Linked DNA regions of Homo sapiens: region 2 is linked to region 1. Evidence: chromatin loops called from intact Hi-C (ENCODE). Cell type or tissue: GM12878. All regions are shown on one strand. Links, peaks and the distances in the headings refer to the core of each region. The heading gives the core; the rest is flanking DNA.

The links. A loop is a pair of places that touch in the nucleus more often than their neighbours do. Peaks named below come from ENCODE experiments on the same cell type or tissue, not always from the same donor. Only the 100,000 strongest peaks of a DNase experiment are listed, where the experiment ranks them.
Region 2: it touches region 1 in a loop (2.2-fold over the local background); 2 of 110 quality-filtered maps call a loop at or near these places.

The regions. Positions count from the first base shown.
Region 1 is chr2:156,526,088-156,528,587 of GRCh38, forward strand. All of the region lies in intron 6 of GPD2 (glycerol-3-phosphate dehydrogenase 2), which reads left to right. Among named protein-coding and RNA genes, the nearest start is that of GPD2, 91 kb to the left of the region's middle. In GM12878, for the core only: no CTCF peak of the experiment used is centred there; a DNase peak (open chromatin) is centred at 1,376; H3K27ac peaks cover 1,569 bases.
Region 2 is chr2:156,466,304-156,478,289 of GRCh38, forward strand. GPD2 (glycerol-3-phosphate dehydrogenase 2) reads left to right here. Exons shown (of 17, transcript NM_000408.5): 2 at 9,795-9,904. The coding sequence starts at 9,803. Among named protein-coding and RNA genes, the nearest start is that of GPD2, 36 kb to the left of the region's middle. In GM12878, for the core only: no CTCF peak of the experiment used is centred there; a DNase peak (open chromatin) is centred at 10,688; H3K27ac peaks cover 1,523 bases.

The DNA of each region.
Region 1 (2,500 bases), core at 1-2,500:
AGAGGCCACAAAATTTTAAAAGGTGAATTTAAAAGCAGGGACCAACTTTTATGGAATTACATTTCATAGCCATGTTAACTGCTTAGATCAAAATATACCTGCTCATACAGCCTTAGCCATCAATAAACCACACTTTCAAATTATTTTTCTTTTTATAAGTGAAAATAAAATCTTATTTCCTTTCTTTGGATACCACAAAACAATGACACATCCACTAGTCTGATCTGTGTAGAGAGCTTAAAATTAATCAGAGAGTCTCAAATGCTGTTATTATCATTATGTAAAATATGCTGTGATTTGTTCAAATTTGCTAAAATCTGGTTCATAACATTTGCTTGCATTGAATGCTAATATGCTTAGTCAGACTAAGTGCTTCTGTCAATTATAGTCTTTTAAATAGATGAGTCTGTCTTATACTAATATGTGAAATTATACTTCTTGGTAAAATTTGTGTTGATATGCTTTATATTAATGGTGCATTTTTTAAAATTTAGAGATAAAGCTAATTAATTGTAGTTTAAGATATAAAAATTTGAGGGACTTTCTGCTTTTGTTTCAAAGACATTCGGAGAACACATGCCCAAGAAATGTAAGCCATGCTTAAAAATACTGCATTTTGAAGCTTGCAGTAACTATCTAATGAATTCGTCTCAGAGTGATTCTCCTTCAGAAAAACAAAATTTTATAGGTCACATTTGGAAACAAGGAGAGGAGGAAATAACTGACATTGCAATATGGGGAAATAAATGGGAAATAAAAGGCCATAATGATTGGTCTTCAGGAAGCTGTAAGGATTGTTCTTCAGGAACTAATTTTTCTTGCTACTTTATTGTGTGGACAATATAATGCCTCACGTATCTGTTGGCATAGTCCCTAGTTTCTCTCTGCTGTACCCATTCTTCACATATTTTCTAGCATTCTTTCAAGAGGATCAGGAGTCTTTGCCCAGATACCTGTTTGGGAAAAGGAAGAAAGAGAGTAAAAAATTAATAATTAAATCAATTTTGGAGTTATTCTGCAGATGACACACAGCAGCTTTCTTAGTGTAATGGAAAGCCAGCCTGGTATTAAGCATCTAACCTCACAAAGAATGGCAGTAATAAAAATATCTCTTCAATTAAAAAGCCCCACACTTTAGTTTCAACTACCAAGCCTTGGAAATGTAATAAAAAAAAAACTGTGAAAAAAAGTCTTCGGTACATAGTTTTTATAAATATAACTAACACCTTGGTGTAGATTATATTCTCTGGAGCCAAATAGATTACTATTTTAGAATGTGAAGTTTCAAACTAGTTTCATTATTACTATTAATACTTACTCATATCACACTTACATTAGTAAAACCCTCTGTAGATCATTATATCCACTCAAGCATGAACCACACAACACCTATTTTTTTTAACTCATCTTTGCACATTAAAAAACATACAGGCACACGCAACTAACCTCCCACACAAGTTAAATAACTATTGCTCCTTTTCTGTTCAAAACCAAATATATACTCTTGCATTCACTGGAAAGTGTTACTAGTATATGATTTGCTATCTATTCAGAAGAATAGATATTTGAGAATAAAATAAAAAAGTATATAATAATGAAAGCAACTACCAAATTAAAAGCAATATCAAATAATTTGTACTTGATATTTTTATGTCAAAGATGATTAACATGTAACTGATTTACCTGGGATAGACCAGGTAAATCAGTACACCAGAAACTTCATATTTCCCAGGAATTTTAAATTTTCTTAGTTTTTAACCCGAGAAATCCTACAAAGAATGGATTTGGTGATTTGTGTTTTATTTTCCTTAAGAAGGTTGAAGTCTGAAAAAGGTAACTGAGAAGCAGCTCACAGGCAGTTCTCTCTTTTAATAATTCCCCGTGTGCAAAGCATTGTACTTCAATAGTTACCTCAGAACCATTTTAGTGAAAAAGAAGGTAAAAATACATTATCATTAAAAAACTAATCTGAATATAGTCAGGATTTACAAATTGGATAAACTGACTACTCTCATTCTAATAAAAGAATAAAATAAACCCAATTTATTATTTTCAATAGTTGCCTCTTCCAACAGCATTTAAATTAATAGATAATAGTCCACGCTAATTGTAAGAAACATGTCTATTGTATAAAACCGGATTGAAACATGTCTATTATATAAAGCCAGATTGATATGTGTATTTTTGCCTTTTTCCTCTGTCTTCTACTTGTATATTTCTTTTTCTCATCACAGATTTTGGTAAAATTGGTATTTTCATTATCCTTAAGTATGAGCAAAGAGAGATAAACATATTTCTCCACTCAATTATGTCAATTTTTTTCTTTTTTTCTTTTATTTATTTATTTATTTATTTTTATTATTATTATACTTTAAGTTTTAGGGTACATGTGCACAATGTGCAGGTTAGTTACATATGTATACATGTGCCATGCTAGTGCGCTGCACCCACTAACTTGTCATCTAGCATTAGGTATATCTCCCAATGCTATCCCTCCCCC
Region 2 (11,986 bases), core at 9,487-11,986, 50 kb before region 1:
AGTTCTTTATGACTTTTATAGCAATTGTATGGAAAGCAAACATAATAGAAACTATTCTATTATGAATTAAGCTGTGGTTATTTGCATTTAATGAATATAATGAGCTTCATTGATTTCTTATAATTCTATAGTGAACCTCATGAAATAAAGAAAAAGGGTCAAATTTGTGACTATAGTTCCAGTGTGTATTTTAGAAATGGTAGAAAGCATAAGTATGTTATATGGCAATTGCCTTGGAAATGGCATATATTTTGTAAAAAATCGGGTCTTAAATAATGCATCACTACTAGAGTGCAAACGTGTATCCTTGTGTTCCTCTAAGGCTCCCTCCCTTTCAATGCATTTTTTGTTTTAGAGGACTTTGTGAAATAAATGCTCGATTAACAGTTATGACATTATTAAACTTAACCCCCCATCACACATCAGAAATCCCATGTAATAATGTTTGCAACAAATTTTTTATAAACAGAGACTTTTAACTGGCTCACTTAAAATAGTTATTGACCTTATTTTCTCCTTCTTTTGTACCTTTTACTTGCATTTTTTGAACTCTGCCCCTGAAACTAGCTCAACTCGTTTCTTAGCCAGCTTCTCCTGTCAAGCTTCCAGGCTCCTGCCCTCCTTTGAGGCTGAGAAGTGGTCCTGGGCCAACCTCGTTCTCACTGTTGGTTTGCTTCTAAAATGATATAATTGACATAAAGGTGACCCAGGGAGACTCAGAATTTTCTAGCTTTACACTATGTGAATTGATATAAATATAGTGTTTATTTTCTTTCGCTTTCTCTTTGTTTCATGATTTTTTTTTTTTCTCATTCTTCTTTATGGAAATACTCTTCCTCTGCTAAAATTGTTTACTTTCTCTTGGGCTGGGGTGGGCCCTTCTGGCAGTAATTGCCTGGGGAAATAAATGGATTGGAAGTGAAAGAACCTGCCCTTCTTGGAAGCAGGCTGGCCTTTTGATAGGGTGTGGAAGTCAGGGACAAAGCTAGAGTCTGGATGCCTTCCCAGCAATGTGTGAGTGTGTTGCTTTAGCTTCTTCCACCACAGTCCAAAAATTTGTGTATTTAGAACCTGAGGATTATGTTTCACACATTTCTGTTGACTTTTACTTGGTTTTTTGATTTATCTTGCGTTATCAGGATAATGCTTTTCTCAGTGACTTCGGAAAAGCCTTTTTGTTTGTTGTTTGATATCCTGTTCAGTGTATATATTCTTTACAACTATAGGTTGTTATTGTTGTGTTTGTGTGTTTTTGCTTTTGATATAATAGAGAAAAGGCTAAAGAAGGTGACGGAAGGATAAAAGTGTCTTCTGTTTTCTTAGGACTTGATACATTCACTTCTTTCCATAGGGATTGTCTTTTGTGAAGAACCCTTGGGTCAATTTCCTGTCCAGTCTTGGCCTAAATCCTTTTTAAAAGCAACAACAACAAAAGAGGAGAATTCACCTTCAGTTTACAGAATAGACCTCCTCTCTGTTTCCAGAGAACAGGCTAATGTGCCTCTTCTGTTTGACTGTTTTGTTCATTTAGGTCTGATAGCTTTCAAAAAGTACACTTGAGGGCTCTCTGTGTGTTTCTGTAGGAATCACATGTGTAAGATACAGGTGTGTAAGTCCTTCTCTGCTTGGCTGGGGGGAATGCGTTTGCAGGCAGAGTACTAATCATGATCCCCACAGTAAAGTAAAACTTGGGGAAAGAGTAGTACATGGTATGCTTTGATTGTTACTTGTCTGAGTAAGCACTGTATCAGCATATGTTTGGTGTGTCTGAACTATGAGATACCTCCTTCAAGGGAATTGTACAAAACATTTGTTATCACATTAATTGGAATAATAAAAGGTTTGCTTGCTAAAACACATCTAGTTCAAGCCACCCAGTGATCTTGACTTTTATAGTTAAAAGGGTGCTGCTGGGAGGGAAGAGGCTTTTGAGCTCACTCCTTCTTCTGTTTTACTGTGGACTTGCTGTCAAGCTATCCATGATTACAGACCCGTTTGCTAGGACCTTCTCTGATGAGGTTCTATATGCTTATTTTGTAAGACTCATGCACTTTTCTTCAATAAGTCACTGGATTTGTATGCGAGTGTGAGGCCTGGCCCTCTGAGTTGTGCCTTCCATGGGTGTGACAGTGTGACACGACTCAAAATAGTTGAAGGAGTGGGTTTTGCATGCACAGCTACAGGAGCAGGTGGCTGCACAGATGAAGTGTAAGGAGCATTTGCTACCTTTGGACCACAAAAGGCTTAGGTAAAGGGCTTAGTGATTAAAGGGCTACCTCTAGGTTACATCTTGGGGTTTTTATTTAATGTTTGAAATGCCTTGTACATCTGGATTTCTCAGTGTAGGTGATTGGAAGAGCATGGATCGCTTTTATTTATTTTTAATTTCTTTTTTCTTTTTAATTTTTCTGGGTACATAGTATGTATACATATTTTTGGGTACATGAGATAATTTGCTACAGGCATGCAATGAGTAACAGTAATATCAGGGTAAATGGGTATCCATTACCTTAAGCATTTATTTCTTTGTGTTACGAACATTCTCTTAGTTATTTTTAAATGTACAGTAAGTTATTGTTGACTGCAGTCACCCTGTTCTATCAACTTCCAGATCTTATTCATTCTAACTATGTTTTTATACTCATTAACCATCCCCACCCCAACCTCACTACCATCTCCAACCTTTGGTAGCCATCCTCTACTCTCTGACTCTCTGTCTCCATGAGTTCATTTGTTTTTATTTTTAGCTCCCACAAATGAGTGAGAATATGCAAAATTTGTCCTTCTGTGCCTTATTTATTTCACTTAACATGATGTCCTCCAGTTTTACCCGTGTTGTTGCAAATGAAATGATCTCATTCTTTTCTTTTTTGAGACGGAGTCTCTCGCTCTGTCGCCCAGGCTGGAGTGCAGTGGCGTGATCTCAGCTCACTGCAACCTCCACCTCCCAGGTTCACGTGATTTTCCTCCTGTCTCAGCCTCCTGAGTATCTGGGATTACAGGCACCCACCACCACGCCTGGCTAATTTTTTTGTATTTTTAGTAGAGACGGAGTTTCACCATGTTGGCCAGGCTGGTTTCGAACTTCGGAACTCAAGTGATCTGCCCACCTTGGCATCCCAAAGTGCTAGGATTACAGGTGTGAGCCACTGTGCCCGGCCTGATCTCATTCTTTTTTATGGCTGAATACTACTTCATTGTGTATATGTACCACATTTTTGTTATCCATTTGTCTGTTGATGGACACTTAGGTTGATTGAAAATCTTGGCTACTGTGACTAGTGCTGCAATAAACATGGGAGTGCAATATGGGATGCCTTTATGTCTTGCTGGAGAATGCATGCCCCGAGGACAGCAAGGCTGGTCGTTGAAATTACTCTTCTGTAATTGATCTTTGAGCTGTACTCTCCGCCCCTCCATTGGTCATGCTTGTAAGGGATGGAGAGAAATATGCTTACTTCTATGCTGGCATAAGAATCAAAACCCTGAGAAGTTCTAAACTAATGGAGAGCATGGGGATTAGAAAGGTAATTGAGGTTTCTATATAAGAAACCAGAAAGATAGGAGAGTTTTTGTAAACATGAAGGTGTTACAGGAAGGGGGTCCCCATCCAGATGCCTAGAGAGGGTTCTTGGATCTCACACAAGAGTTAAGGGTGAGTCCATAAAGTGAAAGTGAAGGAATAAAAGAATGACTACTCCATACACACAGGGCTGCTGGTTGCCCATTTTTATGGTTATTTCTTGATTATATGCTAAACAAGGGGTGGCTTATTTTACCCAGCTCCTATTCAAGATGGAGTTCCTCTGGTTCACACGCCTCTGACAAAGGGACCCAGGGCTTATTCCACAGAGGAGTGACAAATGTATTTGCATGGAATCTTTTTCTTTTTCTTTTTCTTTTTTTTTTAAGACAGGGTTTTGCTCTGTCGCCCAGGCTGGAGTGCAGTGGTATGATCATGGCTCATTGAAGCCTTGACCTCCTGGGCACACATGATTCCTCCCACTTTGGCCTCTTGAATAGCTGAAACTAGAGGTGTGCGCCACCATGCCCAGCTAATTTTTAAATTTTCTTTAATAGAGATGGAGTCTTGCTTTGTTGCCCAAGCTGGTCTTGAACTCCTGATATCAAAGAATCCTCCTGCCTTGGCCTCCCAAATTGCTGGGATTACAGGTATAAGCCACTGGTCCAGCCCATTTGCATGATTCTTACTTATGCTAAATTTGTATTTTGATAAGTAAGGCTTCTGGAAGAGAGAAGACAGGGAGATGAGTAGGAGAGTGAGTACTTTTTAAAGAGATTTCAGAGGCCAGGAAGTGCGATCTGGTTCTGGAATAAATTTGCTTGTGCATAGTTGCCTTGCCTATGAATGGGAGGAGGTAGAAGTGGTGGATGCACTCAGGGACTTACATGAAATAGGATGTGAGGAGTTGTTCTTTGTTAAAAGTCACTGTCTATAATGGGAGCCCTACAAGGACATCTAAGAATTCATCTGAGCCAGATAAGTTGCAGCAGTCAGGTACAAACAAAGGTCAGCAAACTTTGAGAAGTGGCAAATTTAGTTTTTGTTTGCTAGCAGTAAGTACATTTTGTTGTGTAGCAATTACATCTGTCAGTTCTAGGCAAAATTTTCCCAAGTACCTATTACTCTTGGGAGTTTTAGACCCAAATATTCATCTGTGCTGTTTTCTGAGTAGATGTTCCGTCAAGATCTCAAATTTTCTTAGTTGCAAGCTGAGCTTCTCTTCTTCCTTAAACCTGCTTCTCTTTCTAGATCTTAATATTGAAATCTTGGGGTCATTTTCCAGCTGCCCAAACTAAAACCACTTATTGTGTTCAGTCTCTTCCTGCTGCCTCCTGTAATCGGTTGTCAGGTCTTGTCATGCTGTCTAATTGAGTGCTGTCCTTAGACAGTTGTGCAAAACATCAGTCTCTAGATTTGCACTCTTTAATGTTGCCTTAAACCAGGCTCTTCTCTCACATGGGATCTATTTCATTGCCCTCTAATTGGTCTCTCTGTCTTCGTAAGCTTCAACACTAAAAATCTACTTGAACAGTCTTTACAGAACGTTAGACAAAACATCTTACTTCCTTAATCTACAGCCTCTACTCCCCGTTGCCAACAGGATATCATAGAAATATTTTACTTCACGTGTACACAGTCTTCCTCTCTCTTCCCTCTGGACTTCTTTTTAAACACCATTTCTAGCTGTACATCATCTCCAGCCAAACGAGATAACTATTTGTATGCCTAGAACGTACCATGATGCTCCCCTTTCTCCACCAATTGTCTTTCTCTATAACGTTCCCTACTCACTCCCCTCCAAATTTTTTCCCCTTCAAGACCCTTCTCCAAAATCCTGTCTTCACTGAAGCCTTCTTTAATTCTTTTAGTCAGAGTCAATTTCTTGCAACATTAAAATGATATAGCACCTTGCTTTTTTTTTCTATCAGACTATAACACTCAGTATAGCACAACTAGTTATAAGACAGAGTGCAGAGTTACAAGACACACTTTGATATTTAATCCTACAGATAGATTAATTGCTTGTGGGCAGTTAGTTGATAAACTCACAGATATATTTAGTTGAGCACCATTTGTTTAGGTTTTGCCAACTGAGCTGGTGTTCTCCTTGCAAGAATTAGAGCTAGCTCTGGTCTATGTCAATGCAGCAGCTGGTCCTGAGTAAGCATATATGTGATTTAATTAAAAGGCTATAAAACATGGATTTGAAGCTATGATAAATAAGCTAATTCTATTTTTTAAAATTTTTTCACCTCTGGTTTCCTTGAACATTTATTGCAGAAGTTAGTAAAGATTTGTGTATATTTTTGGTCCCCTTCTTTGCTAGTTTTCTAGTAAAGCTGTTACTTAGAAGGAAATAATCTTTTTTTTTTGTTTGTAATCATTGTGAAAACGTTTCTCCTTACAATGGTAAATGGGTACATGTTGTCCACAGCATTTGGTTTATATAGTTCTAAATTTCATTCTTTCAGCATTAAAACAAAGTTCTTTTTTAAATTTTTTATTTTTTGAGACAGGGTCTTACTCTGTCACCCAGACTGGAGTGCAGTGGCGCAGTCTCGGCTCACTGCAGTCTCCGCCTCCGAGGCTCAAGGGATTCTCTTGCCTCAGGCTCCCGAGTAGCTGGGATTACAGGCGCATGCCACTACTGCCTGGCTAATTTTTGTATTTTTAGTAGAGACAAGGTTTCAGCATGTTGGCCAGGCTGGTCTTGAACTCCTGACCTCAAATGATCTACCCACCTCAGCCTCCCAAAGTGCTGGGATTACAGATGTGAGCCACCGTGCCCGGCCCTAAAACAAAGGTCTTACATTACCTGGCAGAAGATTACTAGTAGATACTTTGCTAGAGACTTCTTCATTGCCTTGGAGATTAACCCAAATGCCAAGGGACTGAACATTTGGGTGACTTTGAGAATAGGGCCTTCTTTTGGGAGTGACAACAAAATATGGTATAGCTTTTGGGGAGAAGTTGCCTTTTGAGACCAAAGGCAGGACAGAACCACCAGGGCTCAAGAACATAAACTCAGTCTTGTTTTCTCACTTAGTAGGCAGTGACTTTGGGGAAATCCCCCATTTCCTCTGAGCTACCACTGCCCCTTTTATGAAATTAGATGTTGTGAGGGTGAAATGAGCTGATGTGTATAAAGAATTAAAAGCACAGTACCTGTTACCTAGTAAATAATAAATGGTGGTGATTATTATTGTAACATTCATAACAATAACAACACTCATAATGATAATCTTAGGAAAGTCAAATGAAACTGGCTGATTCTTGCCTTTGACTTTGAGCTAGCCAGATGACCGTACAGAAGGATTTGATCACAGTAGAAATAATGAGCCCTCAAGCATACATTATTTTTTTAAATTATGGAAAAAGGAAAACTCTTTATTGATTATAGTTGATATTATTGCTAACTCTGCAAGATGACATGAGAATGTAGTTTTTTGATAGTATTAGTGGCTCATTGGGAAAATGCATGAAAATATCTTCCTTTGCAAGTTTTGGTCTCTGACAAATCAAATTAAAACAATACTATCAGGTAGGCAGGGAACATAGGGACCCACACATTTGGAAATACTAGCTTCAAACTTAACTGGCTGAATGAACACCTCTGAGAATGAAACATTTTCATTGACTGTGTTGTATATAACTTCCCTGAGTTGGCCATGTTGATGTGTGGTATCCTTTGTGAGGTCAACAATGACATTATCAACAAGACAGAAGCAATGATAAGTCAATCAGTCACAACACTCATATCCTAGGGACCACCACACTGCTATGAGTCAGGCATGTGCGTTGTTTAAGGTAAATAGTAAATAGAACTAGGACTTTATTCTCTGTCTCCAGTTGTCAGAGGAACCCAGTTAGCCTTGAGATAGCATGCTATCTCTTGGCTGCTAGGGCTTACATTGTTGTGTGATAGGCACCCATGTGAATGTTTACAACAGTACATTGATTGGTGATAGTGAGCTATGACAAATGGGTACCTGCTAAGTTAGGGTTTTTACTATCCCAGCAACCTAGGATATAAGGTTTTGCCTAGGGTTGACTGAATGATGAATGGTGGCCCCTAGCCAGCATACACCAACTTTCCTGCATAATTTGGGAAAGAGAAGATGGTTGATATAGCAAAGGGACAGTAAAGAAGAGACCTCCAGCAGCAGAGTACATATGCTTGTGAAATATTTTCCTAGTAAGAATCATTAAAATTTTTTTTAGAGACAGAGTCTTGTTCTGTCTCCCAGGCTGGAGTGCAGTGGCACAATTGCAGCTCACTACAAGCTCAAACTCCTGGGCTCTAATCCTGGGAAGAATCTTAATTAAAAAGATAAAGTTTAGAATTTAGGAGTTTGTCAGGAAGAATGAGATCAGAAGAAAAAAATTTTAAAAATGCCACCACATATCAGTATATAATTTATAGTATCCTAAAATGAGTTTTCTATAGGATCATAGTTATCAACTATATTGCAATTCTTTATTTAGGATAGTATGATAATAGATACAGTTTATTCAGTATGGACCCAAATATTTAACCGTATCATAATTTATGTTGAGATACTGTTTTTTTAGTATCCTAAGTTAAAACTACCTTCATAATAAATTGTTTTCTTGAGTTGTGAGCTATCAGTAGAATGTAACGTGTGTTGTCCAGACAGGCCAGTGCTCCACCCCTACAAGGAAATAGGGTAGTGGCTTCCCTGTTTCCCTGCTTTTGTGAATGTAAAGTCTTAGGCAGGTCAAATTACTCAACTCTAGAATTTTTTTTAGTTGATCACACAGGATTATCTTTTTACGTTTAACAGTAAAAGCGGACAAAAGGATTTTTGATGGAATTTTCATTTTTATGCAATCTTCTTAGTTTCTGAAAGAGTTAAAGAATAATTTTTAAGTCCTCATCAAAACTTTAGAAAATTCCATTATCAGTCCAGTAGTGGAAAACAAGTGAGAGGAAAGAAAGTTAAGAGCTAAGACAATGCAGAACTTGAGAAATATTCAGTGGAGCAGAGTGTGGGGTGGCTCATGTTTGTAATCCTAGCACTTTGGGAAGCCAAGGTAGGAGATTGCTTGAGTCCAGTTTGGGCAACATAGCAAGACCTTGTCTCTACAGAAAAAAAAAAAAGAAGAAGAAAGAAAGAAAAAAAAATAGCCATGCATGGCGGCATGCACTTGGTAGTATCAGCTACTTGGGAGAATCACTTGCCCAGGAGTTTGATTTTATAGTTTGCTATGATTGAGCCACTGCACTCTGGCCTGGGTGACAGAGCCAGACTCAGTCTCTACAAAAAGAGAGAAAGAAAAAAATATAAATACAGAGAGCACAAATATACAGTGAGTGCTTGATCTGGAGGGTTTTCTCTTAAAATTTTGGTGTCATGCAACTCTGGCTAGAAGAAAACTTTTTCTGTTAAGTTCCCCTAATGAAAGGAATTACAGCAGGTTAAATTGGTCAGTTTGTGAAAGTCTTAAGGCATAATACCTCTGACTTCTTATCTGTAAAGTATACTCTTTTTTTTTGAGACGGAGTCTAGCTCTGTCACCCAGGTTGGAGTGCAGTGGCATGATCTCGGCTCACTGCAACCTCTGCCTCCTGGGTTCAGGCGATTCTCCTGCCTCAGCCTCCCGAGTAGCTGGGATCACAGGCATCCACCACCACGGCCTCCCAAAGTGCTGGGATTACAAGTGTGAGCCACCACGCCCAGCCGACTCTTTCAATAATAGAAATATAACACTGCTGGCTTTTGGCTGTAGTGAAAACTTCATTAGAAAGGGAAAAACTTGGGAAGGGAGTCTTACCACAATTTGAATTAAACACTTGCCAAAGAACCTGAAGCAAGCTGATGTTTATTGTCTTGTTGAGTGACCCAAGACTTCTTTCTGCTGGTTCTCCTTGAGGAGAGGATTAGGTGTTGAGCAAATTTACAAGTATAGCATGCAGTTTTGTTAAATACCCAATGACATTTCTTTTCACAGTTCTTTTGACTTTATACTGTTTAAATATCCTCAGTTATCTCTTAATTTGCTTTTCTTTCTTTAATTCCTGTCGAACCAGAAAGTAACTTTTATGTGATCAATTCCCTTGTCTAGAATTTTTTGGCTATTTATTTTGAGTTGCAGTATACACATTGGTTTGTTAGTAATTTCCTTATTTTATGTTTTCTTTTCTAGTTTAACATGGTTTCATAATCTACACAGTGTCTTATTATTGGGATGGTTATGCGATAACTATCCCAATTAACTTCTTTTTGTTTCTTATTTTTCTTTGTAGGCTAAGAAATGGCATTTCAAAAGGCAGTGAAAGGGACGATTCTTGTTGGAGGAGGTGCTCTTGCAACTGTTTTAGGACTTTCTCAGTTTGCTCATTACAGAAGGAAACAAGTAAGTAACTGTACTTGTGTTGATTACAGTATGCAACTTAAATCTGCTAAAGAGCTGTCTATGGGGAATGTGTGCACTAACGGTTTTGTTTAGAAATTACTTGTGAAGTTTCTCAGTTTGATCTGAAAGATACTAATTTAGAACAGTGCCTTAATGATCCTGGAGAACTGTGTGTATCTCCTTTTTTAAAAAGTGAATTTCTTTTTCAGGAAGCATTATTTAGCCTGTGTTTTGGCTCTTTGGTTTTTAAAAGACTGCTTCATTTATAAGTGCCAGGATTTCTTCATTTAGACTTTCCTTGTCTAATTCATCGAAATGTCTGGATACCTTCTATGTTCCTGCCAAAAGTTTGTCTTATTAGAAGGCAGGCAGCTGAGAAAGGAAATGGAAAAGAAAAGGCCCAACTGAATCCTGGTTTTATTTCTTCAAGGTTTAGTTACTTATGAAGTATTACTTTGTGTTAGGTAAAAATTTAAATGAAGGAAAGCCAGGAAAATGAGATTGGTAAGAAGTTTCCAAATATTATGAAGTGTTCAGTTTGTTTTCTTTTTTTTTCTCTTTACCTTACAACTGTGACTTCCCATAGTTCAAACTGATGCCCGGAAATAATTTTGCTGAATGGCTTTGTTCTTTTCAGGCTTGAAATGCTGGCAACCACCGTAGTAGTTAGTATCAGTCTCTTGTTCCCCCATCCCATGTCATTAGGACATTTTGTGATACTAGCTGTGTAGTGCATTTCTTTCTCAAAGATGAAGGTGAAGGAATTTGGCAAACAATTTGTAACTGAGTGATTCATTTTTCACATTTTTGTGGCTGCCTTTAAGCCATGGTTTGTCTTATACTTCTTGTTTCTGTTTCTTTGTGCTACAAGGTGGTGGAGCCAGGCGCATTGCTTGCAATCCCATATCCTGAATGAGGATCACTTTAAAAACACATATTATGGCCAGGTTCACTGACTCAAACCTGTAATCCCAGCACTTTGGGAGGCCAGGGCAGGCAGATCCCTTGAGCCCAGAAGTTTGAGACCAGCCTGGACAATATGGTGAAACCCTGTCTCTACAAAAAAATACAAAAATTAGCTGGGCGTGATGGTGTACATCTGTAGTCCCAGCTACTCTGGAGGCTGAGGTGGGAGGACTGCTTGAGCCTGGAAGGTGGAGGCTGTAGTGAGCTGAGATCATGCCACTGTACTTCAGCCTGGGTGACAAAATGAAACCCTGTCTCAATCAATCAATAAAATGCATAAATAAAATCACATATTAGGAAGAATTAGTATGCTGGCCTATCATTAAAAAACCCAACAAGCCAATTTTTATGTGATTCTTGCTAAAGATGGGTGATACCGAAAGTCTTTTGATTAGCAATAGTCTTTTGATTAGTGTTAGTCTTTTTCTGCATTCTGAACTGTGAGGACATCACTCTCAATGCATGTATGTTGCAGTTTTTATTTTTTGAATTGACACATAATCATTATACATATTGATTGGGTTCATAGTGGAGTTTTGATACGTACAATGGTATTATTAATTCACTGACTTGGTATTGAAACTCTTCCTCATCCATTGATCATGCTTGATGTACTATTTCTTTTAAAAGATTGCCTTGGTTCCTTAAAAGCAAGTGTGAAAAGATGTGGCTTCTGCTGAGGCTATTTCAGAAGTGCACTTCTGTTTGGGACATGGGCATTAAGGGATTAGATTACTTCTGCCATCTTTACTGGTGCTATCTGAAATGATACTGAAAAATGCCGATGCCAAAGGTCACAATATCTAATATGATGAGTTGTTGCTAAATTTATATGTGGTTTATATCTTTTAACCACAGTAAGCATGTTCTACTTCAGAGTTTATAGCTTAAATTTGTACCTAGGTAACACTGTTTTATCCCTTTTTTTGGTTTGATTTCTCTCTAATAATTGATCTTAAAGAATAGAATAAACAGAAGAGACTCTGGCCCCAAGCAGTCAAGTTATAGGTGGATTTTATTCAGTAAAATCAAGGCAAAATAAAGACCTATTGATTCCTGGGACATTTTGTCATTTTATCTTTCCTGAGTTAGACATCCTGACCACCCTAATAGCCA